2 separate regions of the Mus musculus genome follow, and region 1 is linked to region 2. The links are chromatin loops, found by intact Hi-C in ENCODE. Cell type or tissue: left cerebral cortex. All regions are shown on one strand. Links, peaks and the distances in the headings refer to the core of each region. The heading gives the core; the rest is flanking DNA. Region 1 holds the start of Nanos1 (nanos C2HC-type zinc finger 1). Region 2 overlaps Gm34406 (a long non-coding RNA gene).

Region 1 (14,671 bases), core at 10,672-14,671, 75 kb after region 2:
ACAGCAGCAGGACCATGTGGCTGAGGCCCCTCAAAGCATGGTGGACCAGGAAACAGACAACAACAAGAACCAGATCTGGACCATAATTTCCAAAGGCTCAGCCCCACTGATCTACTTCCACCAGCCGAGCTTTGCTTTGTCACAGCCCTAAGAATAGTCACCATCTGGGGACAACACATTCAAAATACAAGCCTACAGAAGATGTTTACTGGCTTGCTACATCCAAACTGTGGCATTGGGCTAGTAAGTGATCCATTTTTATAAAAATCCATGTACAGTCGAAAAATATTCAGTTAGCAGCACTTGGGAAAGCAGGCCCTGCACCTCTCCTGAGCAGCACAGTAGTCGAAGGGACATAGGTGAACCAGCCCTAAGGACGAGAGTGAGGGAGAACTGGCCCCACCACTCATGAGGTGGCATGGGTGTGGGGGTGATGACCCCACCACCACCACCACCTGCAGCAGTTGGGAGAGCTGGTCCTGGGGTCATGAGAGTAGATGATTTGGCCCTGTCCCTTACTAGATACAACACTCGAGCAGAGTGAGCCAGCCTCAAAGATGTGAGAGCCAGAGAGCTGACCCAGCCCCTCAAAGGCTGTAGCATTTGGGAGAATGAGATCTGTACCTTGACTGGGAAGCACAATGAAGCTGAATCTGGAAGTGTGGGTGCAGGTGAGCTGGCCCTGAGGGTGTGAGACAAGAACTGACTCTGCTTCCTTCCTACTGGTGACAGCATCGGGTGGCCTAGCCAGAGTAGTGCTGGAGAGGGGTTGGACCAGCTTTGCTATCAGCCAGGCCCAGATACGGTGCTCTGAGATGGCTCACCCCAAAATGGATATTATCTGCTTGGTATGTAAAAGCCAGTCCTGCTATTGCAAAGTTGCAGGATCTCCATGGCATGGGGCAATAACAGGATACCTGGGAGGAGTCCAGATGAAGATCCAGTATTGATGGTGTCAAAAGCCAGAGATCTCGAACCAGACCAATGACTCATTACAGTGAACATTTGCAAGTGAGAATGTATAGACATAGGGATATACTGTGGGAAACACTGTGACATACTACAGATCCCATAATGAGATGTTTTCTATGTTTTTTGTTGGTGTGTGTGTGTGTGTGTGTGTGTGTGTGTGTGTGTTTTATTTTGGGAGGGAGATTGCCAGAGTGAGAGGCAGATGTGAGGGGACAGGGAGAAAAGCGGGACTGGGTGCAGAATGTGAAGCTCACAAGAAATCAATAAAAAGCTTTCAAAAATGCAGTTCAATGACAAGTGGCATAGGGCTTCTCCATATACCACTTAATTGAGCTTTTACCCTCCAAGCAATCTTGCTGGCCCTCTTTTCTGTATATTTTATAAAAAGCTTTATATCCTTGATGTCTTGGAGCAAATGTTTGTTTGGTTTTTTCTATGAATTCCAAGCCAGCCTGCTCTACATTGTGAGATGCTGTCTTAAATAAATAAAATACTTACCCTTGTGGTACTTGGATCTCATGGGTCACCACTGGGGAGGGAATGGCACAAGATGGGCAGAATCAGAAGAAAAATAATAATGTCATCTGTATTTTTAATTTTTTAATAACACGAAGGGAACCTAGTATTTGAATAGTTTAAAGAGTTTTTTTTTTTTTTTAGAGTTTTCATTAAAAAGTAGCTTTGGGGTTGGAGAGATGATTCAACAATTAAGAGCACATATTGTTCTAACAAAGGACCCAACTCTGGTTCTCAGTTCCCACACCAGGTGGTTTACAACTCAGTTCCGGTTCCTGCGTATCGGATGCTTCTGGTCTCCATGGGCATCTTCATACATATAAGCATGCAAACACACTTAAAAACAAATCTTTAAAAAGGAAAAACAGTATCTTTGTCTTTGAGGTATTGACTCTTCTACCAAACCATTTTTTGTTGTTGTTGTTGTTTTCAATAGTTTTAAATACATATGTGCTAAGAGCTAGAAGGAGCTTGAATGTTTCCACTGTACAGAAATGATAGATGCTTGGGAGAATGGGCAGGTTTTATATACCCCTAATTTATATACTGTGTACATATGATATAAGCATTATACCCCCATAAACATGCATGATCTTTATGTTTTATGTATCAATACAAAAGACCAAATTTAATTATTTTTAAGATTTATTTATTTATTTATTTAAGTACACTGTAGCTGTTTTCAGAAACACCAGAAGAGGACATCCAATCTTATTACAGATGGTTGTGAGCCACCGTGTGGTTGCTGGGATTTGAACACAGGACCTTGGAAGAGCAGTCAGTGCTCTTAACCACTGAGCCATCTCTCCAGTCCCCCAAATTTAATTCTTAAAAAAAAAAAATACGGTCAGACACCATGGAGGGAACCTTACTACATTCTATCACCAGATCTTCACAACTATACCCAAAGGTAAGAATTTCAGCTGTTTTAGAGAGCAGTACTCATCCAGGGGTGACTTCCCCTCCAAGGGACAAGTGGCAATGGCCGAAAGAAAGCTTCCACTCCTGATAAACAGCTGAGGGATGCTGTCAGAGTTCTACAATGTGGAGGACAGTTGTACTAAAAGACAACCAAGGACTGACCACCTTCAACACCCAAGTGCTGAGGTATTAAAAAGCTTATTACAGATGAAGAAACTACCTGCCAAGGTCCCCTAGACAGTATAGGAGGCAAAAGAATGGCCATCCAACCTGTAATTATATCGTCTTCCATGGCAAAGGGAAAGAAGTCTAGTTGGAAATGAAGTTCAGGTTCCTAATCCTTTGGCCCTAAAGTAGAGAGATGAGCCTGGATCAGGCAGGAAGCCAGACTGATCGCTAGGTTCCTTGTGAATAAGAAGGGTAAGAGGTTCTGTATCACATTATTACTAAGAATGGCCAAGACTCATTGCTGACTTCCATGGTGAGAGAATGTGTTGACCCCAAAACCTAGCTCAGGACCATTGCACTAGAAGAGGAGGAAATCTAGTCAGCTCAGGGAAAATCACTGGTAATATGTTAGGACTGTACCTGTGATGACTGAATAAAAATGTTCCCTCTAGGCTCATAGGGAGTGGCACTATTCCCTTGATGTGGCCTTATTGGAGGAAGTGTGTCACTGGGGGTATGCTTTGAAGTTTCAGATACCCAAGCCAGGTCATCTCTCTCTCTCTCTCTCTCTCTCTCTCTCTCTCTCTCTCTCTCTCTCTCTCTCTCTCTCTCTCTCTCTCTCTCTCTTCTTGATGCCTGTCAATCCAAACGTAGAATTCTCAGCTACCTTTCCAGCATCATGTCTGCCTGCATGCCACCATGCTTCTCACCATGGCAATAATGGACTAAATCTCTGAACTATACACTAGCCCTGATGCTTACCTTAATACGAGTTGCTATGGTCATGGTGTCTCTTCACAGCAATAAAACTCTAACTAAGACACCCAGGAGTTTGGTTTTGTTTTTATTGTGGTGTGTGTGTGTGTGTGTGTTTTAATGTGGGCTCTGAGGATGAAACCCAGGTCCTTGTATTCTCAAGGCAAACACTCTACTGTTCTACTGACTGAATTATTTCCTCAAACCACCCCTTTATTCTTCTCTAGAGTTATACCATATGTGTTTGTCATCCTTTTTTTCTAATTTATTTATTTATATGAGTACACTGTAGCTGTCTTCAGACACACCAGAAGAATGCATCGGGTCCCATTACAGATGGTTGTGAGCCACCATGTGGTTGCTGGAATTGAACTCAGAACCTCTGAAAGACTAGTCAGCACTCTTGACCACTGAGTCATATCTCCAGGCAGTCTTTGTCATCCTTTTTTTTTTAAGATTTATTTATTTATTATATGTAAGTACACTGTAGCTGTTATCAGACACTCCAGAAGAGGGCATCAGATTTCGTTACGGATGGTTGTGAGCCACCATGTGGTTGCTGGGATTTGAACTCGGGACCTTCGGAAGAGCAGTCGGCGCTCTTAACCACTGAGCCATCTTGCCAGCCCAGTCTTTGTCATCCTTAAGTAACACTTTGTTTTGTTTATTAGTGTTAAAAGGAAAATTTTCACTGGGCATGGCGGCTCACATCCTTAATCCCAGTACTTGGGAGACAGAGGCAAGCGTATCCCTGTGAGTTCAAGGCTAGCCTGGTATACATAGTGAGTTCCAGGCCCACCAAGGCTACATAGTAAGACCCTATCAAAATAAAAGAAAAGGGAAGAAAAAAGGAAAGGAAAGGAAAGGAAAGGAAAGGAAAGGAAAGGAAAGGAAAGGAAAGGAAAGGAAAGGAAAGGAAAAGGAAAGGAAAAGGAAAGGAAAAGGAAAAGGAAAAGGAAAAGGAAAAGGAAAAGGAAAAGGAAAAGGAAAAGGAAAGGAAAGGAAAGGAAAGGAAAGGAAAGGAAAGGAAAGGAAAAAGGAAAAAGGAAATGAAAGGAAAGGAAGAGAGAGAGAAAGAAAGAGAAAGGGAGGTAGGAAGGGAAATTTTCTTAGACCAACTATATTGAATAGTTTGTGTTTAAGCAAAATCAAAAGTGATTCTGAGACTATCAACCAACATTAGACAACTCTTAGAATAGAATCGAGAGGTAGAAAACAAATTGGCTATGACCTCCTCAATCAATATGTCAGTTTGTTACAGATTAACTAGTTGTTTACAACTTAGTTAATTGGTTACTAGAGCTCCTGCAATCACCCAAAACCCTATTACTACCATTAAACTTCTTTATTGGTTTGGTATGCTGAGTCCAGAGCAAATATCAGGGCATATTGAAGGCCATTTACAAAATATCTTGGCAAAAGAAATGGCATACAGTTCACTCTTTTCCAATTGTATTTCTGTCACTCACCTTATGTTCCTGGTACCATGTTTTCTCATGTTGCTATAATTGACTCATTAATAGTGCTCGACAGAATCCACAGAATAAACATATCAGCTTTAAAAAAAAAGATTTATTTATTATTATAAATAAGTACACCAGAAGAGGGTGTCAGATCTCATTACAGGAGGTTGTGAGCCACCATGTGGTTGCTGGGATTTGAATTCAGGACCTTCGGAAGGTCCAGGTCTTACCTGCTGGGCCATCTCACCAGCCCAACATATTAGCTTTTATCCATTCTACTGCTTATGAACTTTTGAGCTATTTACTGTTTGGGGCGATTAAAAACAATGCTGCTGCCGGGTGTGGTGGCGCACACCTTTAATCCCAGCACTTGGGAGGCAGAGGCAGGTGGATTTCTGAGTTCAAGGCCAGCCTGGTCTACAAAGTGAGTTCTGGGACAGCCAGGGCTACACAGAGAAACCCTGTCTCGAAAAAACCAAAAGCAAAAACAAAAACAAACAAACAAACAAACAAACAATGCTGCTGTGAACAGTTGTAATAATTTTATTGGGGTGTGATGTATCTCACCATAAAATTTACCCACCACAAAGAGATTATTAACTCATATGGTTGTGCAAACCTCACCACCATAAGTTTAGTAACACTTCCATCATGACCAGAAGGTCTTTCATGCCTGTTTGCAGCCAATACCACCTGCTATAGACCACCACTGATCTGCTCTCTGGCACAGTCTTTTCTAGAAATTTCATATAAGTAAGTTGCAGACAACAGCAGTCTATTGTGTCTGACTCCTTTCTCAGTGCATAATGTTTTGAGGTTCATCCGCCTTACTCCATGTTTGATCTTTTTCAGTGCTGAAGACTATTCCACTCGGTGCCTTTGCTTATTATTGCCCAGTAAATAAAACCTTGGTTGAATTTCAGGTTCTGGATGAGAGACGCTCTGAGAATATTTGCATGCAAGGCTTTGTGGAGAGCTGTACTTTCATTTCTCCAGTATAATTAGTGGGACACAGAGTAATTTTATGTTTGATTTTTTTTTCTTAATTTGAAACACACTGTTCCCAGACTGGCCTCAAATTTGTAATTGTTCTGACTCAGCCTCCCCAGTGAAAGCAGATGTCATCAGGTCTGGCTGTATGTTTGACTTTTCTCTCTCTCTCTCTCTCTCTCTCTCTCTCTCTCTCTCTCTCTCTCTCTCTCTCTCTTTTTAAGTGCTGGAGATGGAACCCAGAACCTTGCCTATGCTCAGAAAGTGCCCTACCACTGAACTATACCCACATCCCGTGTTTTAACTTTTTAAAAAAACTATGTACCTGGCAGACAGTTCTTCAGATACTAACCCTGCGCCGTGTTCATACCAAAGTGAACAAAATAAACTTGTTTTCCAAGGTGACTGGGCCATTTTGCATTCACCACTTCTGTCAGAGCAGGACTGAAGATGAGTGAGAAGAAGATGGTCCCTTAGGGGGTGAATGAGTAGAGTGCTAAGGCCAGATGTAGAGAATTCTAAACAAATCACCCACAGCCCATCCACAGGTAGCAATAGTCAGAGATCTGAGGGTTTAGAGAAACCCCACTACCATCCAGCTGTAAGACGCTACACATGTTTTCAGCCTACCTACCTGAACCCCTCATTCACTTCTGTGAAACATGTATAGCAGCAGGTAGGTCTAAAGAACAAGAGAAATCAAAGCACCTGGGCTCATGGGCTGAATTGCCAGGTGCCGTGGTGTTGAAATCAGTACCCTCAGCTGGGAGACTGTACCCAAGGCAAGAGAGAAGAGATGCCCTGACTGGAGTCTCCTGATTCCCTTCCAGTCCTCGTCCACATATACAGAATTGTCATATAGTACAAGGAAAGGTGACCCACTCTTGATTCCAGCACTTAGGTGGTGGAGGCAGGGGGATCCTGAATTAGAGACCAACCTGGGCTACATACACATTAAGTCCCAGGCCAACCTGAGTTGCATAGTTAGACCTTAGCTCAAACAGGGAAAGAGGAAGGAGGTAGGGGAAAAGGTAAAAATAACCTGACATGGGTATCACCTCTGCCTGGCCAGAACAATGCAAAGCTTTTTGACAAGTGACAAATACATTTTCAAAGTTCCAAAGGAGAAATAAAGCCAGTTGCAAGTAAAAGGACCCAACTCCAAGTGCCCTAATCACAAAGACACTTAATTATGTGTCTTGTAACAAGTCACCAACAAAAATGTCAACACAGCTTCTTAAAAATAAGCATTACCCATAACCCACCACTGTGCCAGCTTTATCATGAAGCCTTGTTACCTCAGGTCTACTCCAGCTCCATTACCTGAGCCGAGGAAGGGGCCTCTGAGTTGTTTAGCTTTTTGTTATGTGAACTTTCCTTTTTTTTTTGAGAAATTTATATGTGAATGCTGTGTTTCATCATTTCCTTTCTTCTTTTCCTTCCTCCAATTTCTGTGTTCTTCCACTACTAATCCATCCTTCCTTCCTTTCCTTCTCCTCCTCCTCCTCTTCTTCCTCCTCTTCCTTCTTCTTTAGATAGGGTCTCATTATGTATATCAGGCCAGCCTCAAACTCAAAGAGATCCACCTGTCTCTGCCTCTGAAGTGCTAGGATCAAAGGCATGTGTCACCCTCCCAGCTTATTCATTAGTTATTATTGTTACATATATACATATAAATTTATAAACATAACCTGCAGACTCTTTTTAGTGTTGCTCCTATGTGTGTTAGAGCTGACACCTGGGATTAGATACCCTATTGGGCTCATGCCTGTAGAAAACTTCCTCTCTCAACAACCATTAATTACCTGTAGTTCTTCATCTAGGGCTGGGACCTTGTGAAATTTCCCCTGTTCGTACAGACATGTTGTCATTTTTCAGGTCTTATTTAGGCAGCCATACTGTTGAGATTTCATGAATGCAGCTTCCTTTCATATACAGAAGGAGAAAACTCCTAACAGATAACTACTTACATCTCAAGTTCAAGGAGGACTGGATCACTAGCCTTCTCCCCTCTCACTGGGAACTATAAACTAAGCTGTCTGCTTGCTAAAATAAGTTACAAGGTGAAGGTGGAACATAGATCTAGCAAAGCAAGGCAGGGTGTCTGCCATTTTCCCAGAGGATCTCCTTCAAGGTTCACAGGAAGGGACTGGGGCCCAGAGACCTTAGGTCTCTCATCCAAAGCTACAGGTCTCTTCAAAGACCCCACCAGGGACCAATAAAGCCACTTCACCCAGGAATGTCTCCACTCTAAGATTCCATAGACTCTAAGATTTCATAGACTCTAAGACTCTAAGATTCCATAGAGTCACAGAGGGCAAAGCCCAAAACTTGGCCAGTTATGGCATGGACAAGGTCAAGGCCCTTCAGATTCCTCCAGTGCCTCTCTGACTTGGGCCTACCTACTAAGTCTACAGCATGGAAGTGGATAGGAAAAATCCCTTTGAGGTATTTCTCAAAGTCTAGCAGAAAGGCTAGTGAGAATGCACTGCCCAACAAACAATATCTCTAGCTTCTTAAAGCCTGGACAAACTGCCCCATCACCCAGGAAGATATCTGTTATCTGCTCTGCCCTAGAGAGAACCGGAGAATTCATGGTCAGGCTGAGGCCTTTGTTCAGAGACAAAAAGTAAATGTTAATTTAGCCCAGATGTGGAGCAGTCACCCACTCTGGGATTTTCAAAGTCACTAACGGCAAAATCTCCCTTTGTGTAGAAGCCATGTGTGCACCTAGGGACATTTAAAAGGCATTTGTGGAGCCAGCCATAATGGCGCACGCCTTTAATCCCAGCACTTGGGAGGCAGAGGCAGGTGGATTTCTGAGTTCGAGGCCAGCCTGGTCTACAGAGTGAGTTCCAGGACAGCCAGGGCTACACAGGGTTTTGTCTCGACAAACAAACAACTCCCCCCCCCCAAAGAAAGGCCTTTGTGAGGCTTGATAGACGCCCAGTGTAGGGGAATCGAGGGTAGGGAGGTGGAAGTGGGTGGATGGAGGAACACTCTCATAGAAGCAGGGGATTTCCCGGAAGTGGGGGGCGGGAAAAGGGATTAGAAATGTAAATAAAGAAAATATCCAAGAAAAAAGAAAAAAAAGTTAGATAGATAGATAGATAGATAGATAGATAGATAGATAGATAGATAGATAGATAGATAGATAAAAGGCCTTCATGATCTTTTTCTTTCTGGGCCAAACGCCTATGTAACACTTGAGAATGAGTAAGGGTGGCAGTGAGAAGCAGTTGTGTCCCAGGATACTCACACTCCTACATCCACCCAGGACCTCTCTGTACCATCACCCATGCCCTGAGGCTGTAGGAACTAGACAAGGCATTTGATCTTACTCACATAAACATTTTAGACTTGGGCTGTCAAGATGCTCAGCAAGTAAAAGTACTTTCCTTGCAAGCCTCACACAGTCTAAGATCAATCCCTGGAACCCACTCAAAGGTAGATGATGCTACTCCTGAAAATTGTCCTCTGACCTCCACACTTGTGCTTCAATGCCTCTCTCTCTCTCTGTCCCTCTCACACATACACACACACACACGGGGGGGGGGGGAGCACACAAAAACACAATAATAGGTTTTTTTTAAGCTTTTTTCTCACTCAACCCAAGGACTAAGAAACATATGGAGAAGCACAAAAGTCCTGTTTCTTGTTTCCTCCAGCCTGTCTTAGAGGAAGCAAACATAGTAACCAGAAGGTTTAAACTTTGCTTGTTGAAGTTTTTCTCAGAATAGAATTCTCCTTCTTCAGAACTTGAAAACTTTGCATTCACTGAAGGTATGCAGGCTGCATAGACAGATGTACAGAGTGGAATTTTCCATTTATAGAATAATAATCTTCATATCACTCTGGGGGCCACCATGCTTGTGGTAAGAACTCAAGTTCAGTGTCAGCAAAACTGCCAGGCTTCTGTGGGAGACTTGTTTATTTTTGGTGCTGGTGGCAGGGTGGTGGGGGTGGGCATAAAGGGTGATTTTGAACTTGAGTTCAACACAAACTTTAAAAAAGGAACTACACTGTCAAGTGCAGAGTATCCCTGCCTGGCTTCAGGTCTCTACCAAACAGTGGAAACTAGGACATGAGAAAGAACATGAAATGTATCTTCAAGCCCTAACTTGACAGTTGATCAGAATAGAAGCCCTTTTCTGGCTTCAGGTTCTGTCCCTGTCACCAGTGGGCTCTGTACAGCTCCCTGCAGGCAGGAGCTCATGTAGAATCTCTTGTGCAATGTATGGAAGCATCATTGTCAATTTTTTTTTTTAAGATTTATTTATTATATGTAAGTACACTGTAGCTGTCTTCAGACACTCCAGAAGAGGGCGTCAGATCTTGTTACAGATGGTTGTGAGCCACCATGTGGTTGCTGGGATTTGAACTTCAGACCTCTGGAAGAGCAGTCGGGTGCTCTTACCCACTGAGCCATCTCACCAGCCCCCATTGTCAATTTAAAAAAGCCTATGGCCAATCAGCTGAGTCAGGAAGTAGGAGATTGGGGGAGGGGGGAGGGGGGAGGGAGGGAGGGAGGGAGGGAGGGAGGGAGGGAGGGAGAAAGAGAGAGAGAGAGAGAGAGAGAGAGAGAGAGAGAGAGAGAGAGAGAGAGAGAGAGAGAGAGAGAGAGAGAAAGGAAAGAAAGAAAAGAGTTGAGTTCTGGGAAAGATTTAGGCACGGGAGATTTGCCCCAAACTTGGAGGACACAGATGCATGAAACTGAGAAATAAGCAGCCACGTGACATTCACAGAATAAAATAAATGAGGAGATCCGCCCCAGAACACTGAAGGAGACAGTTGCGTGAGACTGAGGAGTTAGACTACAATGAACAGGTTATGAGCTAGTCGAGAAACAAGCCAAAATTATTGGTGTAGGCATTTACTCTTATATAAGAAGTCACAGAGTCATTGTATTTCAGGGAACAAAGAGGCTGGGTGGAAAAATCACAAGGCTATAGGCTCAAGCAAAGCCGCACAATTCCAACTTACTTCTTTCCAGCTACGCACCGATGTAAATACAAACTTAGCCTAAAAAAACCTTCTGTGCTGTGGTGTTCAGGGTGGTCGCCTGCCTTGAGTCCTGATTCTAACCGTGACATAGTCACTGTTTGACCTTCAAGAACTCCATCTCTTCTTGTGGGGGGAGGGGTGTCCTCATTTTCTTCACCTGTAAAGACTAAATTAGATGATCCCAAAGATCCCTCTTACAAGTGATCTGTTTCACCCGCACATTCATTCTAACCCTAACCCAAACCAGAACCAAATTCTGAGCATCCTTTGTATAACCCAACAGACACACTGTGGCATTGGTTTGCCTTACTGGCCTTCATTGGACTTTGCTGGCGGATGCCGGTCTTCACTGACAATGCTCTGACATTGGCGTGATTTCTTTGCTGATCTTCACTTTTCGTGACTTCATAGAGAGTAACTTGCAAAAACAAAAAAAAAAAAACCCTCATATTTTGGCGGCTTCCTGCCACTTCCATGGACCCACGCCCATTGTTGGAGCCTCATGGTTTCTTCTGGATTGGTCTGCAGCTACTGATTCATGTTTGGTGACACTATTGAACTGGACTGCTGATATCCTGACAACAAAGGTCGGAATAACTACTTCTAAACAGGTCCATGACCCCCTTGTCCTATTAACCGTTCTTCCTCCCCTACCTTTGGTAGGCTATAAGGTAGCCTGATGTGTTGAAGAACCTTTATTGAAGTAGGTTTGTAAAAAAAAAAAAAAAAAAAAAAATCTAAGCCAAAACATGTGAATGTGACCTACCACCCAAAGAAAACTCACAGCATCAGAGGAGAGGTCTTACCACCTTGCTTCCATTGACACTGTACGGTACAGAGTGGGAAAGCTAGATCAGCCCTCTCCTCTGCAGAGCATTTTCTGACCCTCATCCTAGGTCACATTCCAGAAGAGTCCTCGGTGTCTTTTCCTAGTTTCAAATTATTTTTTGAGGTTGTTGGTGTTTATCACTTTAAGTTGCTTCTTTTCCAGGGAAGAGCAAGACTACTTCTTTCCCTCCTAGTAAGTCCTTTATTTTCCAGGGTTTTACCAAAAAGAGAAAATGTTATCTGTTTCAAAGCATTGAATATGCTGTTTTTCAAGTTCCACAGACCCTAGATTTCCATATAAGCACCCTGAAGAGGAGCTTCACACAAACTGGTCCGTAGTAAGAATTTCTAGCCCAGTTGTAGCCTCCACCTAACCTAAGTAAGTGAACAGCCTACGGCCCCAATTTCTGAACACCTGTTGGACCTGTTTTGATCCTCCACTACTCACTACCATATAAACTATATAAATCGTGAGCTTCCTCCCTGAGCCTCAAAGTTTGTGGGAGGACTTCACCCTGTGGAAAGTGCTCCAGAGCGCTGTGCCAACTGAAGTCACTGGGTCTTTAGCTGGGCTCTGATGGGAGCTAGCGCCTAGCCTTGCCTCCCCCAGCTTTTCTTGCTGATGATGATAAAAAGGAAAGTGGTAGCTTCAAACCATAAACCCGGTCCAGCCAAACCTGCAAGTGGATGCAAGTGCATCCCAGTTGCTTCATTGCGATCTGTGCCATTGGCATCCTCAATACCCCGCAGTGAAAAAAACAAAAACAAAAACCCAAGCTGGGTTACCGGCTGAGGTCTCCACGCTCGTGCAAAAGCAAGCCCCAGCCACCGCCTCATTCAGTCGCTTTCTGCACAGCCATTCCCTCCCAGCAAGCGCCGCCCGCCCCTTCCCCGATCGCCACCAATCAGCGTCCCGACCGGCGCCCGCGGAGTCAGGTCCGCAGCCATTGAGCGCCAGGGCCCGAGGCGGCGCCTCACCCGCCCCCTCGCAGGATGCCAGGCGCCCCGCAGCTGGTGAGGTGGGCGCAGCGCACGGGGCGCAGGAAACGCGCGGGGCTGGAGAAGAGCGCGCGCCCGCCTCCGCTCCGCCTCCGTCCGGGGGCGCGGGCGCAGTGGCCCGGGCGGAGGATCGCAGGGGGCAGGGCCGAGACAGCGAGGAGGGGCACAGGAGAAAGCGGGAGCGATAAAAGGAAGCAAGGCTGCCCTACCCCACGGCAGGCCGGCGGGCAAGCTCCTGCGTCCCTTCCGTCTGGCCCTTGCCGGCGGCGGCGGCGGGGAGGCGCGCGGCCCGCTGCCGGCCCATGGAGGCTTTCCCTTGGGCGCCACGCTCGCCCCGCCGCGCCCGCGCCCCCGCGCCTATGGCGCTCGTGCCCAGCGCCCGCTACGTGAGCGCCTCGGGCCCGGTGCACCCGCAGCCCTTCAGCTCCTGGAACGACTACCTGGGGCTTGCCACGCTCATCACCAGGGCTAGCGACCGCGGCTCCCCGCATGAGGGGCCCGGGCCCACGGCGGCGGGGCCCACGATGGGGCCGCCCGAGGACGATGAAGACGATGACGGCGAAGAGCCGGAGGCCGGGGGCCGCTACCTGGGCGGTGCGTTGGAACTGCGCGCACTAGAGCTGTGTGCCGGCCCCGCTGAGCCCGGGTTGCTGGAGGAGCGCTTCGCTGAGCTGAACCCGTTTGCAGGGCGCGCCGCCGCGGTTCTGCTGGGCTGCGCGCCCACCGCCTCCACCACCGCCGCCGCCGCATCCACGGCCGAAGTGACGCCGCGCGAAGAGCCAAGCCCTGCGTGGGCTGCCGAGCCTCGTCTGCACGCGGCTTCCGGGGCGACCGCCGCACGTCTGCTGAAACCGGAGCTTCAGGTGTGTGTGTTTTGCCGGAACAACAAGGAGGCGGTGGCGCTCTACACCACACACATCCTCAAGGGCCCGGACGGCCGGGTGCTGTGCCCGGTCTTGCGCCGCTACACGTGCCCCCTGTGCGGCGCCAGCGGCGACAACGCACATACCATCAAGTATTGCCCGCTCTCCAAAGTGCCACCGCCCACCGTCCGCCCGCCGCCGCGCAGCAACAGGGACAGCCTGCCCAGCAAGAAGCTGCGCTAGGAGCGGGCTGCATCAAGCTGTGTACACCTGAAACCTGCGCTCCTCTCCCTTGCCTCAATTTGGGAAGTCGTCTTGATTTTACGGAAGCCGCAGGAGCGCAGCACTTTCTTGTGGAGTGGTCGGTCTCTGACGTTGAAATCTTGAATTTTGTCCCTAGTTTCTAAAACGCGCATCCAGAACGGTGAGGGCTGAGCGGGTGTACCACCGGTTGAGTTGCGGTGAATGAGGCGCTGTTTACTGTATACGTCGGCCTAGTTTAGGTGCGCAACCGTATGAAATTGTCTCTCATCTTGGATGTTTCGTTTTATGAATGGAGGCACTTTATAACGTCTAAAGTATTTTTAATAGCCTCTGAACTGAGTGTAAAACTAACAATTGTATGGAATGTCGGCAAAATGACTTTTATTGTTTGATGCAATTAATTTATTTTAGTTTGTCATTCTAATTGCAGGTAAAGCAACTTAGTGCACTTCCCAGTATTGAGAGGGTGTTCTTCCTCGTGGCTTGTTTCTGTCCTAGATGGGAGGCTTAAAGGCACAATCTGTAGCAGGTAGAATACAGTTCCTTATCCTTTTATGCATCAGATATTCTGAATTAGCAAGTAGTCTTTCCAATCCTTAAAATTAACTGTGCCAAGGCTTAATCATATCGTGTACATATTTGGAAACGGTGCTGTTTGAGAGACGTGTATTTATACAGTGACAGTATTATGAATCCATTAATCTCCCCAGTAACTCCTGCTTAGCATTTTCTCTATGCACTACCCCGATGGTCCAATTCTTTGTGTCTGATGCTAAGACATTTCCTCCTCAGAAAGGAGGAAACCTATTTAGAGCAGTGTTAACCCACCTTGATTGCTCAAGTTCAGGGTTCCTAAATAGAAAATGGGGAACTATAATGCAATAACTCGAGTTCCAAAAGGTTCTACTCTGGGCTGTTTGCCTTTCA
Region 2 (16,556 bases), core at 6,334-10,333:
GGAGAAGGGTGACCCTGTAGGAGGACCAGCAGTCTTAATTAACCTGAACCCCTGAGATCTTTCAAACACTGGACCACCAAACAGACAGCATACACCAGCTGATGTGAAGCCCCCAACACACATTCACTAGAGGAATTACAGGTCTGTGATCATTCAGAAATGATGCACCTAACCCTCAAGAGAATTATGGAGGTCCCAGGGAGTTTAGAGGTCAGGAGGGGTGGGGGTGGGGGTGGGGGATGTGGAACAGTGGGAGGGTAGATGGGGTAGGGGGGCAGGGAATGGAATATGGAGTGTAAAAAATGAATTAAAAATAAAATAAAAAGAAGTCTGTGAAGATGAGAGGCATCCCTGACTGCCTGAGAGGACTCTTACCGTCACCCAGCACTGAGCTGTGTCCCCCAAGGGCATGCTCAGTTTCAACTAAACTACCAACTCAGCAACCCTAGCAACTTGAGGCTACAAAAGTTGAACAGAAATCAGTCCCCTACTCTCAGGAATCAAAGAGAACAGCCACTCTGTGTCAAGCAAAAGAAAAGATATAGGACCAGATTTTATTTTATTTTATTATTTTATGCATGTGGGTGTTTTACCTGCATGCATATCTTAGTACCACATACCTGGTATCTACAGAGGTCAGAAGAGGCTATCAGATCCCCTTGAACTGAAAGCTGAAGACAGTTGTAAGCCACCATGTGGATGCTGGGAGTAGAACCTGGGTCCTCTAGAAGAGCATACAGTGCTCTTAATCACAGAGCCATATCTTCAAGCCCAGGACCACTCTTGCTAAGCATTAGCAAGATGGAAAAAAATTGGAAAAAGCAAAGAAAGAAAGAGGATGGTGGGAAAAGGAGAAAGTGGGAAAGGAGGAACCCAGGGCCCAGGGTGCAGCTCTAGAGAAAGAAACTGCTCAACAGGCACAAGGCTATGGGTTCCCCACGGCTCTATAAAAGAAACAAAATAAATAAAAGACAAGCACACTTGGTAAGGAAATCCTGTAAGTCGTTTCTACCAGAAAACCTAATGAGAATATTCATTCAATAAGAAGAGGGGTGGAGAGAAAAGAAACACTTCCAAAACCATTTCCAACCCCACCCCACCCCCAGTAAAAGAGAACAAGCAAGGAACAAAATAGACATAGCTGAAATGAAATCCAGACACAGAAGAAAGCCTGGAGATGCTGGGCGTTGTGTCGCACGCCTTTAATCCCAGCACTTGGGAGGCAGAGGCAGGCGGATTTCTGAGTTCGAGGCCAGCATGGTCTACAGAGTGAGTTCCAGGACAGCCAGGGCTATACAGAGAAACCCTGTCTGGAAAAGCCAAAAAAAAAAAAAAAAAAAAAAAAAAGTGAAGCAGCAGCAAGAAAAATAAGGGGGGGGGGAGGACAGAGGGAGAGGAGGAGGAGGAAGAGGAAGAAAGAGAAAGAAAACAACAACAATGCTGGATGCAGCAATACACCATGAGGTTCCTTGGCCAGCTAGTCTAATAGAATGAGCTAGCTCCAGCTTCAGTGAGAGATCCTATTTCAAAAAGGGTAGAGAGGGCAATAGAAGAAGACACCTGTTATCAACATCTGACCCTCAAAGATGTTTATGCACATGCATTTGAATTTACATGAACACATACACAGACAAGGCAAAGCAGACACCTTGTTGACTTCATGAAGCTCAGTGTCACACTATCCTAAAGCCCATTGCCTCTGTGGACATCCACTTAGGCAATATTTTAAAGTCCCTTAAGTCAGCCAACATTATTGTTATTGTTATTAATTTTAGTTTGGGTTTGTTTTCGTTTTGGTTTTTTGTTTGTTTGTTTGTCTGTTTGTTTGTTTGTTTTTTGTTTTGGGGGTTGGTTTTTTGGGTTTTTTTTAAGATAGGATCTTTCTATGTAGCCCTTACTACACTTGAACTTACTATACAGCTCAAGTAGGCTGCAAACTTACATCCTTGTGCTTCAGATGATAGTGCTAGGATTATAGCTATACCTCCCCCATTCTCTGTTCAAATAGACTTACTTGTTAATTGCAGCTTTAAAAACAAAAATCCTAGTGGCTGCAGTCCCCTTCCCAGCACCTAGAGTATCCATTAACCTCCAAGGAAAAAAATGATTTCTGCCTCTCCATCCTAGGCTTGCCCAACCTTCCTCAAATGGCTGTCAGTATTGCACTTTGTTCAATTGAATCTCAAAAGGATCCTGCTTCACGGAAGTCTGTTCTATGGTGTTGTGAGTCAGCCTTGGGATGTGCTGGCCCAGCATGGGGGCCACTTGCAGAGGAGTCTGGTCCCCAGCCCCTCCTTCCCTTCCTCCTACACAAAGGGCAGCTTCACTTAGGAAGCTGAGTGCTCTCAATTGGTTTCTAACTGCAGCAGCAGGTACTAGCGCTGTTGCATGCTGCTTCTGGTTACTCACTTGGAATCAGATCAGCCAAGAAGCTGAAATTAGCTTCATCTTACCAGCATGAAATCGAAACACACAGCGTGCCCTGGGCTTAGGAGAGGCAGGCATCTGCGATTTTTCTCTTCTCTGTCAACACCAGTGCTTAGGGTGACACAGGAGTCTCTGTTGCACAGTAATCTGGAAGTCTGAGTATTGAACACTGTGGTGTCACCAACCTCCTGTAAAAGAAAAGCAGGCAGAGGGAGAAGGCTTCCAGGAGGACAAAGGGACAGCCAGCCACTAAAAGTAACCACATTCACTTCAGCTGGCAAGGGACATGGTGTTCATGACCCTGAGCCATGCATACCACCACCTTGACCACATTTTTTTATCCTCTGGGTTTTATTATATTTTGACATCCTGGGATTTGCCAATGCCAGAGAGCCTGTCCTTTTGAGGGAACAAATTCCTACAGATAGTTAAGGCTGTCCTACAAATACATGGGTCTTAGTTAGGGCTTCTATTGGTGTGATAAAACACCTTAGCTAAAGAAACATAGGGGCAAAAGGGCTTATTTCAGCTTATAGCTTGGAGTCCATCATCCAGGGATGTCAGAGAAGGAACTTAGAGCAGGAACCTGGAGGTTCTGATGCAGAGGCCTTGGAGGAGTGCTTATGACCTGCTCAGACTGTTTTCTCAGGCCATTCAGGACCACCTATCCAAGGGTGTCACCACCCACATCAATAAACCAATCCAAAAAAATCACCATAGGCCAATCCTATTAAGGCATTTTCTTAATTAATATTCCCTCTTCCCAGATATGTATAAGTTTGTGTTAACTCGACAGAAACCAACCAGCACAACATCCTTCACATACAAACCAACCAACCTGAAGCATATATATATATATAATCACCTCCTTAACAGCCCTCATGTACTCAAGGCAGAACTCCCCATGCCTGAGATCAGCCTAGAGCCAAGCACCCAGCAACTAGACACTACCTATCTAGCCTAGAGCCCCCATGATATGTAAACCTGCTCAGATTTGGTTTTCCCGCCTTGCCCATCTGTCCTCATAGATGTTCCCGTAAGGACTCAAGGCCACATTCTGCCCTTGCCTCCTTTGCCTTCTATCTAACCCAGGTGCTTCCTCCTGTAGCCTTGGGTGGTAGAGCATGTCTGTCCTCTTGGGAACTGCACTATGTTCTTCTCTTAAGGTTTCCTTTTTGTTTTTTGTTTTGGTTGGTTGGTTTATTTTTTTTTTGTTGTTGTTGTTGTTTTAGTTTTTTGGGTTTTTTTGTTTTTTGATTTTGTCATTTTGTTCTATCTGATTAAAACAAAATCCTAGATACACTTAAAGAAAAACCCAGCTAATTGTAAATGACTCTACGCTAAGTGCACTTGCATGCCCTGTCTTAAACAATGTCTACCACACTACAACACAAGAATCATTAACTCCATTCTGTATGTGAACAGGGCAGAGCTCAGAGGTCAGTTAACTTGCCAATGCCAGTTGGCATAGAGACTGATCATGAGTTAAGAGTCACCATAGGCTGGGCAATGGTGGTGCACGCCTTTAATCCCAGCACTTAGGAGGCAAAGGCAGGTGGATTTCTGAGTTTGAGGCCAGCCTGGTCTACAGAGTGAGTTTCAAGACAGCCAGGGCTACACAGAGAAACCCTGTCTCAAAAAAAAAAAAAAAGTCACCATAGTCTTCTTTTTAAATCTGTAAGAAATTTTTTGAAGATGGTATGTGGTAAGAGAATTGGGTCATGTTGATTAGACATTAAATATGTTTTATTTTAGAGAGGAAATATACTAGTGTAACTAAAACATGTTAAGTAAACATATTCAAAATTGATATTGGCAAAAATGGACAAAATAATTAGGAGCTTTCCAATGTGAGACATCAAAACCTTTCAGCTTCTATTGACTTTCTCAGTCTCAAGTAGAGGTGAACCCGGCCAGAATGTAACCAACAGGGGCAGAGTCCAGCTGAGGGCATGTCTCCATGGTATTCCCCCAGTGTACTAATGGCACATTGATGAAATCCGCAGGAAAAAAGTAAATAGGAACTGGAGGAGGAGCAACATGTGGTCTTCTCAGAGCTCCTCAAAGTCTAGTCTGTGGACCAGAGAGCCAGCATCACCTACAAGAATGTTAGAAACACAGAACCTCAGACTACTCCAAAGCTAGGGATTCAGAATCTGTGTGTGAATAAGATCCTTGGAGGATTCCTGCGTACAGTTTGAACAGTTGTAGTCTTCTTAGGTCCACCCTTGAAAATGGAGGGAAGTTGGGGAATGACTAGGGTGTGTGTAAAGGATGCAATCAAACACAGATGAATATGATCTCTCCATTGGAGATGGCACTCCAAGTGGGTGGCACTGAGACTATGGGCCTGGCACTTCTCAGGTACAGCAGAACTAATGAAGTTCCCATTGCATTGATTATTATTATATTATATATAATTAGCTTATAAGGGCATTATCAATTGGCCTGAATAATTCTTAGTCATGAAGAAATGCCCTGTGCACTGTGGGGTATTTAGTACTACCCCTGACCTCTACAGTGTATGCCAGAAGTATCTCCTCATATTCTTCTTAGTTATGAACACTAGTAGCATCTACACACATTGCCAAATATACAAAATCACTCCCTCCCTCCACTGAGAACCACTGAGTTAGACAAAGCCATTCATGACTTGATCCTGATTCATCTTTTCTACCTGTGATCATCAGTATGTGGGAGAAAACCCCCAAGTCCAGGATGGTGGAATTTGATTTTGTGGTCAGGAATGAATTTACTGCTGTAACAGTAGTTTAGCTTTCTGCTTCTATCATGGAGAAAAAAAAAAACTAGGAAACTGAAGACAGGTCTCCAGTATGTTACTGAGAAGCCAAAAAAACAGCCATTTTTCTGGCTTCTTTTCATCTATGTCCTTTTAGTGCCCTGCATACCTGGAGTCAGGAGTAAGAAGGTCCCTGGACCATATGTTCTAAAACACTGGCCTCAGGGCCAGTAGCACTATGGCTATTGCTTCTGAGTGAGTCCCCTTTCCCTCATGGGCCTCAGCTTTTAGTTCTGGGTTGGAAATAGTATTTCCCTTCCAATTTTTGCCCACTCAGTGAAGATCCTAGAAATGATGCGCGGATAAATTATGATTCACCAGCTTCACAATGCTGAATTCCCAACTGGGAAACAGATTTAGATGAGAGTCAGTTGATTGTCAGCTCACAGCCAAGCTGAGAAGCAAGTAAGTCCCCATAAAGCCCATGAAGCTCTAAAGGAGAATCTCACCATAATACAGGAAGTGGGCAGCTATTGTCCTCATCTGACACAGGGGAACACTGACCAGCACTGGTCCCAAACCCTTCTAGACTAGATATTTGAGCATAAGACTTTGTAAATGTTGCTTCTTTCTCAGAAGAGAAGTGCTGAATCTCACTAACCAAGCCATCCTCTAGTCTCAGGCTTGTTCCAATACTTACTAAAACCTAAATAAAATGAACCTCTTTCAAGGTATGTCTCAGCACAGGGTTTCACCCAAAGAAACCCAAAGTACAGTTACTTAAAACTTTGAAAAGAAACTGTTACACACCTCAAGAGGAAGCCACAAACAAGAAGCTTCCTGTGTTAGCTACTTTTCCCAACACTGGGACAGAGTACCTGACAGAAACAAGAGAGGAGGATTTTTATTTTGGCTCACAGTTTGAGTAGGAACAGTTCATCATGGTGGGAAAGACACAGTTCATCATGGTGGGAAAAACATGCAGTAAACCCAGCTCCTGGGGTGGGGGTGGGAGGCATAAGGCTGCTTGCCCTCACCTTGGGACAGAAAGCCTGAGCCAGAAGAGGAGATGGTCTAGAACCCTCAAGCCCCATTCCTATATCCCTATGTCTGCCAGCTAGACTCTGTCATAAAAGTTTCATGACCTCTCAAAATAGTATCATTCAACTCCCTTCATCCTCTGGCTACTTCTAGCTTCTTCCAGTGACTCATTGCCAAGCAAAATCTCAGCCAACTGCTGTGTCTGCTAGAAACAGATGTGGCTGCTTAAATCAGAAAAACCCAATTGTCAGAGCCTTTAACATGCAAGGTCATATCAAAGTTCTGGGGATTCTCTTTCTAGGGCGTCTCGTCTCAAAGGGGAAGGCCCCTTACCCTTAGGCCTTCCACACCCCTCAGCTGTGTGAAGCATGACCACTGCAGGTTTCCAAGTCTCAAAAAGGAGAAGCAAACAAGAAAGGCACACTCATACCATTTAGGATATTTCTCCCCAAGTTTTACTAGGATTTGGGAACAAGAGGATGAAGAGGCATTTTTTTGTTACATTTATCTGGTTGTTTATTTATATGTGTGCATACATATATGACATGGTACTCATGTGGAGGTCAGAGGACAACTTAGGGGGGATCAATTCTCTCCTTCCTTCCACATGTTAATACTGAGAATCAAACTCAGATATTTATGCTTGATGATTTGCCACCTGAGACACCTTGTCAGTCCCTGGAAAGACTTTTGATCCTGTGATAATAACAACAAAAATCTGGACAAAATAAAAATCATACACTTTTATAGGTCTTGAAAACAGTGACGGATGTAAGGAAGCCCTGGTAAGATGATTCTTTGTACTCTACATCAGAAGTGGATGCAACTTTTGAAAAATATAAGCAATACACTCTTACAGTGGGCAAATCAGACATGTAAGAATATGAATAGGCAATATGTACACAAAAGGGCTCCATGTCATTGGTCAACAGACAACTGGGAAATGCAATATATACCACCAAAATACCCACTAGAATGGCTAAAATTAAAAATACCCATAGTTGTAAACATTACTGAGGATATGAGGCACCTTCACCTTCCTGTGCTGCTGTAAGAGACTGTAAAATAAAACAACTTTGAGAGACTCCTTGGAAATTTCTTACCCCTTACCCACCAATCCAGCAATTCCATTTTTTAGAGAACTAAAAATACTCTACATGATTTATTCAACTTATCACAGTAGCCTTATTTCTAGTATTCCTAAACCAGAAACATCAATTGCCTGTCAACAGGAGAATAGATAAAATATAATATATCACTGCGAGGAAGCATCACTTGGCAATAAAAAGGAATAAACAGTAGTTTCAAGCAACAACATGAATGAATCTCACAATGTTGAATGAGAGGATCCCCACACACCAAAAGCTTACAGACATGCCATAAAATTCCACTCCTATCAATGTCAAGAACAAGCACTAGAAAGGCTGGGGTTTCTGGTTTAATAAGTTGAGAACAGCCTGGGCTGCATAGAAGACCCTATTTCAAAAGGGGGGCAGCAAAACTAACTAGTGCTTGTGGTTATTTCATGCTTAGGAAGACCTGGAGATTCGTTTGGTATAGGTCAGGGAGAAAGGATGTATTAGAAAGGGAGATATAAGGAACTTTCTTGGATGATTAAAAAATCCTTTGTCTTAAGTAGAGTGTGTTTGTCAAATTCCCTTGGGTCATGCAACTAAACTCTGTATGTAAATTATAGTGTTTGACCCTACATCTATGGGATTGAGCTGATTGGATCAAACATGTTCTGTAAAAGAGCTGGATGCAGAAATCCATGGTAGACCTCTTGCCTAGCATTTTCAAGTCCCTTGATTTAATCCCTAGTATTACACAAAAGTACCAAATATTTTTATCTCTTGAATATGCACAACAGTATTCTTGTTATTATTCCCCAAACAATGCAGCCCAACAGCCATTTCCACAACATCTTCATTGCACAGGGTAGCAAGTGTGAACATTCCAGAGATGAGTCCAAGTCTGCAGGGAGGATGTGGAGCATTTGTATGTGATTATGATGCCAATGTATTTCAGAGTCTTGAATTTCTATGAAATTTTACATCTGTGGGGGAATCCTGAAATTAATCTCATGATTAGTGAAGGCTGTCATACTTAGTTGCTTTTAATAATGAAAGGAAAGAGGACAAAGGAAGTTAGATCTATCACTTGTGCTTGGATCTTGTAACCAGAATTCAATCACATGGCTACAGTGACTATAAGAGAGACTGAAGAAACAGAGCTCATCCCAAGCAACTTAGTCCCTCTTTAAAATTTGGATGTATAGAAACAGCAAAGGTTTGATAAAGAGGGACAATTGAAACTGTTTGTTGTTGTCTTCTTTCTGAAGGAGTTGGGCTCAAGAAAGACTTTAAATACTTATTATCCAATAGCTCTTCTATATTCCCCTTACCAGTGCTACTTCCTATATAGCATTCAGGGTTGGCTTTTCCCTACTGCAATGAGGGAAGGTTTGTATTTCAGCAGTGGCTATAACCTTGAGAATCTGCCAAGAACATATAAATAGAAAGAGGCATCAGGAAAGGAAGGTAGCAGGGCTAGGAGAGAAAATGAAACAGCTCTCATAGTGAAAGTGAAAACAGAAACCTACACAGAACACTCAGATGTGTGGCACCTGCCAACCTCTAGTTGGAAGAAACCACAGCCCTTGTGTTCAGAGATCCACTTGGCTTCTCTTTGAGTGTGTGCAAGACTTCCTTGGGTCTAGCCTGCCATAACAGATGCAACAACCAGTGTTCGTTTAAAACCCTGGGTCCCTGTAAAGATGGCACTAGAGATGTCTGAGCTTCCTCTCATTAGATAATTTCACATCAGTCCTGCTTCCCAGGCTATAATCTCCCTGCAGAGAATCTTATTCCCTTGGCACAAAGAGGCTTGAGTATTGAAGGCCAGCTTGTGATTTTCATTTTCCATAAAAGCTGAGCATAAATTTCATGGCTGTCACTAATCCCATACCTTGCATTTATTTCTCCTTCTTCATCACAATCAGTCAGACAACAAACATTTATGGAGTTACTGCTTTGCTTGGCTCTGGGCTCAAATCTGGGAAAGCAGAAAAAGCTGGGAACACAGCTTGGGCTAGTACACACACACACACACACACACACACACACACACACACACACACTCACACACACACACACACACACACACACACACTACCCACCCCCAATTCCATCACTCCCATGCCTTCCACCTTCTGCTTTCATTATCTCGGCACTGATGTCAGACAGTACCACACCCAAGAACCCCAAGATTTGAAGCTTTAGGGATGACACCTCCCCAGCTTATCCCTCTCCAAATCTCCCACACTAGCCCTGCTGCCAGCTTGCTCTCCCTCTATCCAGACACAACCTCTTTCCCAATATAGACAGATGAGAGATGAGCAAGGCCTGCTTGATGAAATTGGTCCATGGGCTGCCTCCAAGATCTGGCTGCAAGGAGAATGGACTGGAAATTGCACAGTCATTATCTTGGCTGACAGCCCCCTCCCCATCTTTTCTCTATAATGAATTGCATGGAGAGCTCAGCTGTCATGAAAGCTTTTGAATTCTAGCCCTCCCGTCCTCCCGGACATCCTTAGAGGTTATCTCAGCAAGGCAGGTGGAAGAGGAAAGAGAAAAGCTTAACCCTATAAGAATAATTATGATGTATTATTAGCAATTGATGGCAATCCAGTTCAGAATTTTCAATATAGATGCTACTGCCTGCAATTTTTCTCTGTCATATTACACACACACAAAGCCTACATTTAATGACTTCAAAGTTCAGAACAGTTTTCAAAACTAAATTTAGTTCCTTAGAATCATCATCTTATAAAGGGATTTAAATGAAACAGAGATACAGTTTGAATACTGAAGATACTTTGCAGAGTAGGAGGAAATGTTATGATTAGTATGTTTTCATGAAAAGACCACTGGTTTGCATTGATGTTGAGTTATATGGTCATACTAAGGGTACTACACAGAAATCAGAGGGGCCCTCAAAATGGCAGAACATCTTCCCATTAGAATCTAACCACTAGCTTGCAGGCAGGAAGTTCATCTTATTAGTGTCTTTGTCTTCAGTCCTTGGCACCATGCTGGGCACAAACAGAGGTTTGATAAATGGTATCTGTTTGGAAAGAGTGGATGCACGGATCATTGGAAGGATTGATGGGAGTATATACACAGACTTGTAATGACTTATTTTAAAGTGTTAAGAACCAATTCTGTTACAAAGAGGCTGGAAAGCTTGGGATTCAAGTTCAAAATAGTGATGAGTGTTTGCCTGTACTATGTTTTGTATGGTTAAAAACTACCAATACCTGCATATGTAATTTTTTGGCATTTGTGCAACTGTGTGTGTGTGTGTGTGTGTGTGTGTGTGTGTGTGTGTGTGCGCGTGTGTGTGTGTGTGTGTGTGTGCATGTGTGTGCCTGTGCGTGTGCCTGTGCCTGTGTCTGTGTGTGTGTGTGTCTGTGTGTGTGTGATGCCTATGAAGGCCAGAGAAAAAACCTTATGTTATCGCCAGAAATGCTTTCCAACTCCTTTGAGACAAAGTCTCTCATTAGGACCTAGGACTCACTGATGAGGCTAACCTGACTGGCCAGCAAATGCCCAGGGATCCTCCTGTCTCCACCTCCCCAGTGCTCGAGCATGGACGTCACTACACTTGGATTTTATACAGATACAAGGAAATCAAAACTTGAGTCCTCATGCTTGGGTCACATACGCTTACTGACTGAGCTACCTCCCCAGTCCCTAAAGAGATCACATCTAATTCTTTCTCTGGAGAATGGGAATAATTTCTTTCCAAATAAAAAAGAGGTGGGAATTTTCTGGACTGTTCTATACATATAGATGTACAAGGCTATGTAGAACTCATGGAGATGACAGAGTACACAGATTTGTCCTTTTGAAAGCAGTATGTATATATTTATCCAAATCCAGAGAAGTGTTTCCAGTCTCTGCTAGATGATGCTACTCTCTGGAATGGATGCTGGAGCAGCAACTCCAGAAAAGCCAATCACTTCCTTGTGAAGGTGTCCCTTACTTAATTTCAAAGCTGGAAATGCCCTTTATCACCTACAAGATTGACTACATTGGTGAACCAGCTTAGAGAAGTTTGGAACCCATTACACAATTCACCATAGAGCAGTGGTTTTCAGCCTGTGGATTGTAACCCCTTTGAGGGTTAAATGACCCTTTCATGGGGGTTGCATGTCAGATCAGATATTTACATTGCAATTCATAACAGTAGCAAAATTATAGTTATGAAGTAGCAACAAAAATAACTTTATGGTTGAAGTCCCCACAACATGAGGACCATAGTAAAGGCTCACAGCATTAAGAAGGTTGAGAATCACTGCCGTAAGATTGAAATTTAAAAAAGGCAATGTTGGCACAGGGTCTACCTGCCACATGAGGGCCCAGGGGAACCTGCAGAAATGAGAAGTTGCAAAAGGGAAGTTCAAGGAACTTCTAAAAATGTTCATGCTAATGTCATTTTTGTCCTGTCTTGTTTTTACAGGTTTGAGGTGGCCAGTCTACCACTTGTCTTCTTGCAGAGTAATGAACACATGTGGGAAACCTTGTCTTTACTCAAAAAGGGAACGTGTCATCAGCACAAGGTTTAACATGCTGAAGTTGATAGTGAGGTAAGACTCTCTGAAACATACAAACAAACAAACAAAAAACACCGGGCGTGGTGGCTCATGCTTTTGATCCCAGCACTCGGGAAGCAGAGGCAGGCAAATTTCTGAGCTCAAGAGTTCAAGGCCAGCCTAGTCTACAAAGTGAGTTCCAGGACAGCCAGAGCTATACAGAGAAACCCTGTCTTGAAAAACCAAAAAAAAAAAAAAAAAAAAGACTCTCTGAAACAAATGAAGAAAACATTGGTGAGACCAACTGCCTTGTGGGAAACCCTGAACCTCTTCCAGCCTCACAAGTGGTAGAATGATTGACATGATATAAAGGGTTATAAAGTCTTTGTGTGTATGGGGAGTGATATATTCACCTACATATGCAAATAAACATAGCCATGCATACAGAGGAGGAAGGAAAGAGCCCAACTTTATCACTCTTTCTTCAGAGTCTCTCATTGAACCTGGATCTAGGCTGGTAGAACGGCAAGCCTCAGTGATCCTAGACTTCTATCTACACACACACACACACACACACACACCTTTGTTATGTGCTAGGGTTACAGGCATGCATGCACCATTGTTGCCATGTTTAAAGATCATCTGTTTCATTGACACAAACTGCTAAGGAGCCCTCCCAAGAACCCCTCCAGTTCTATCTAGTTTCCCTCCATAACAAGGGACCAGTTCTCCACGTAAAGTGAGCCTTGTTTCTCTTCTCAGGGAGCAAAGGTTCTCCCTGCAGTGAGCCAACAGTAACACTCCTATAACATCCACCTGGTAGTCTATGTCTCTCTTTCTCTAGTTCCCACTGGACGTCAAACAACCACCCTCCTCTGTCCATTCACAACAGTGGTTCCTCACTTGAGCAAAATTCACGAAACAGTGCAGAATATTTTAGGAAAAAATTCCATGACCCTTCCAAATCTGAGAGAGTTGTGTTAACTCATTCCAGACTTCAAGTAATCAGGTGAGTCCTCCTTATCCTTCTACCAAAAGGTATGTCCGTTATGTCATTGCTATGTGCACTTATTTGTCATAAAGTTCAAGACTGGAGTTCAGTGTAAAGATAAAAGCCAAACCGAAGCTCCCCAGGAGACAAGGAGCTCTGCTTTCATAAACCTGGAGGAGGGAATATTGCCTTTCAGCAAACAGTGCTTCTAATTTGATCCCACAAAGATTTCTGCAAAAAGGAAGCCAGTGAGGTGTCAGGAGGATGCCGAGTGTGTGAGAATCTATACAGAATTTTTATCATGGCCACATTCTTCAGGATCTCAGCCATCAATTATTTGTGACAGGCAGTCAATTGTGTATCTTTCAAGAACTTCCCGTTATGTATCTGTCCTGGATTGTGGTGGGCAAAATTGTCTATTTTCTCCTCCCCTTTAAACCTTCCCATCACTTATTGCCCAACATCCCCATGGAATGTCATGAAATGATAGGTTTTCTAAGGCTGTGAGAGAAATTACTCTGTGTCCTTCACTTGCTATTCACAAAAAGGCACCAGAGCTAGCACTGCTACAGGAAAGCAACCTGCATGTGTTGAAGCAGATGTTCCTTTGCAGTCCTCAGGGATTGAAAACATCTGGAGGCAACAACCCCACCCCACTTATGTTCAGAAAAGAGGAAAGTCTCTTCTGTGGAAATAATTTTTCCTTAAAGCAGTAGCCTGAAATAATTGCATATTTGTTGAGGACTGACAGCAGAGACTGTCATGCATGCATTTTGTTATCTTTTGACAGTGGCAAATAAGTAGGTAGAGAAATGTACTCCCTTTGGGGGCTTTTAACAGAAAAAAAAATACAGTTGGAAATTGCACCAAAGAGCATGGCAATATTTCCATACTTTTCTGCACTTACTGGGATAAAATGGGCATTAAAGGTAAAAGGTCTGTTATAAAAACAGTGGTTTTATTTCCAGGTCTCTCCTTTGCCAAAGCCTCAATACCCAGACCCTAAAAGTAGAAGAATACCAAACCTGAATTTCTATCATATGCCTTGTAAACAACTGGATTTATTTTTAACAGGGTCTCACTGAATTTTGGCACTCCATAGCATGTAATTAGCCATTAAACAACTTAGGAAGGACTAACCCCCATCTGTCAGGCCAGTTCCCAGTGAATGATTTCAGGGTGTTCTTTGAGAGCCATATTGTGGTAACTTGATTGCAGGGTGAAATCCAGGGCTCTTAGGAAGGGAGGGAGGCTAAAGAGCTCCCAACCTGGGCTGATGATGTGATATTAATTAGAAAACTTTAACCTACAGCCTCCGACAACGTACAAAGCATTTATAGCCAGTGCAAATCCAATTCCTATAAACCCCCTTTAGTCTTTCTCTCAAGTCTTCAGTGCCTCCAAATGGGAGGTACCAATATCTCCCCTTTCTGTAATATAAATAGACAGGTCTGAGAGTTGTTAGTCAATAAACATATTAATTCCTATCGTATGCCCAGAGGACTGATGCTGGGTGACAAGGTCAATTGTTGGGGTAACAATCTATGTTTGAAGCATTTGTTACATATACGCATAACTCCATCTCCCTGTGATGGTTACTCTTCATCGTCAACTTTATGGGATTTAGAGCCATCATGGCAATGCAATCTCTGGTTTTTCCTGTGAGTGTGTTTCCTGAAAGGTTTGACAGAGTTGGGAAGCTCCACGCTAAGCGTAGGTGGCACCGTTCTCTGGGCTGGGGTCCCAGAAAGAAGAAAATTAGTTGAGGACCAGAATTCATCTCTCTGCTTCCTGACTGCAGATGCAATGTGACCAGCTTTCTCACACACCTGCCACTATAAACCTTTACTTACTTACTTACTCCTTCCCTCTCCCTTCCTCCATCTCTGCCTCCCTCCTTCCTTCTTTGCTTCCATTGCTTTTTGTTGGGTATTTTGCCAAGTAATGAGAAGAGTAACTGATCTACTTTCTTTCCATGAACGTAGTCAGCACTAAGTGGCTCACAGCCCCAATAAAGCCTGCATATCCAGGCTACTTGCAAAAGTCTTCCTGTCTGGCTATTATGTCTGCATCAGCTCTTTGAATAAACACTGGTGATTTTAAGTTCAGAGAACACTAGCATCAGACAGGTATGTGCTGCCTCTCTGAGAATGGGAGAAAAAGGAAACTCCCTGGATTCTAGATGGAGGCCCACATCACCCTGACAATGGAGGATCTCTGGGGAAGCCACTGAGAAGACCTCCTATATGGGTCCAGGGCTGACTGAAGCTCTGGGATGCTCAGGGACAAGCACAGGAACCTACAAAAGCTACATAGGCCTGATCAGCCCAAGACTCCTGGGATATGCACTTGGTACAAGCCAGAAGGAACATCAGTCAGCACAGCAGTTCTTAGCAGCCCACAGGATTGAGCAACAGAGTCAGCATAGCTCTAGAGAGGGATCAGGCACTTGTCCACCGCTAGGCTCATAAGCAGCACTCATGCCTCAGTTGTTGATCCTGACTGATGGCTTAGAGATGTTCACCTTCTGCTGATATTTCTGCTACCATCTGCACCAAGGGGTCAAAGCTGAAACAATTATGTTCATATCTGGGGTCTCTTCTGGCCCCTAATTAGCATGGCTTAGAAGAACAGATCACAAGACAGACAGAACCAAGATAAAACAGAACCATCCTTAGATCCCACCACCCCTCACTCCCCTCCCCTTGTATGAAGGTAACTTCTCAGACAGGGTTTTCACTCTCTATGTGTTGTTTATTAGTTTGGTTTTAAGGGCAAGGTTTCATTATGTAGCCCCGGCTAGCCTAGAACTCATTCTGTGAACCAAGTTGGCCTTCAACTTGCATGATTCCTCTGTTTACCAAGTACCCCTTTCAACCTGGTCCCTCTCTAAGTGCTTTAACAACTGGAGTTTGAATCATGACAGATAATCCAAATGTGTACTTCCCAGTCCCTGCCCACTCAATACTAATCTAGTGCCAGAATGCCTTGCAATACAAAACCTAGACATATAAGAGACAAGTTATCTTGTCTTAGTCAGGGTTGCTATTGCTAACCTAACTAATTTGGTCATTAAATATCATAACCAAAAGCAAGATGTAGAGGAAAGAGTTTTCTTGGCTTATACTTCCATATCATTGTTCATCATCCAAGGAAGCCAGGGCAGCAAACTCAAACAGAGCCCAAACCTGTAGGCAGAAGCTGATGCAGAGGCTACAGAGGAGTGCTGTTTGCTGGCTAGTTCCCGATGGCTTGTTCAGCCTGCTTTCTTATAGAACCCAGGACCACCAGCCCAGGGATGGCACCACCCAAAATGGGCTGGACCTTCCCACATCAATCACTAATTAAGAAAATGCCCTACAGAAAAATAGTCACTTGAGCCTTGAATCTTCTACCCTAAGTCCTTCATATCCTGCCTCATCTTTTTCCTATGCTCCCCAACTTTCCCCAAACCCAAATCTTAGAATTAGACTTTTTAACCATAAACCAAAAAATGATGAAGCCCTGTGGAATATTTCAAGCCTCCACCACCAAAGAATTGTTACAGAAGATAAGCCATGGGGAAGGGTTACACCCCCTCATCAACCCCCCTCAAACTACTGATAACCCCAGTCACAGTCAAGCCAACTAAAGCCAATGTATCCTGAAAGTAGTGATCTTTTCAGTGCTGAGGATCAAGCTAAGTCTCTCTGTGTCTCTGTCTCTCTTTGTCTCTCTGTGTCTCTCTTTGTCTCTCTGTGTCTCTCTCTGTGTCTCTCTGT

Evidence for each region. A loop is a pair of places that touch in the nucleus more often than their neighbours do. Peaks named below come from ENCODE experiments on the same cell type or tissue, not always from the same donor. Only the 100,000 strongest peaks of a DNase experiment are listed, where the experiment ranks them.
Region 1: a loop joins it to region 2, with 9 times the contacts of the local background. A loop is called at or near these places in 3 of 42 quality-filtered maps.

The regions. Positions count from the first base shown.
Region 1 is chr19:60,743,347-60,758,017 of GRCm38, forward strand. It overlaps Nanos1 (nanos C2HC-type zinc finger 1), which reads left to right and starts at 12,641. Exons shown (of 1, transcript NM_178421.3): 1 at 12,641-14,671. The coding sequence starts at 12,920. The coding sequence ends at 13,723. In left cerebral cortex, for the core only: a CTCF peak has its summit at 12,504; DNase peaks (open chromatin) are centred at 12,549 and 13,463; H3K4me3 peaks cover 2,693 bases; H3K27ac peaks cover 1,607 bases.
Region 2 is chr19:60,672,881-60,689,436 of GRCm38, forward strand. Gm34406 (a long non-coding RNA gene) reads left to right here. Exons shown (of 3, transcript XR_386854.3): 2 at 11,732-11,858; 3 at 12,649-12,816. It overlaps Gm34459 (a long non-coding RNA gene), which reads right to left and starts at 3,594. Exons shown (of 4, transcript XR_386855.3): 1 at 2,454-3,594. In left cerebral cortex, for the core only: no CTCF peak of the experiment used is centred there; DNase peaks (open chromatin) are centred at 6,391, 8,143, 8,935 and 9,515.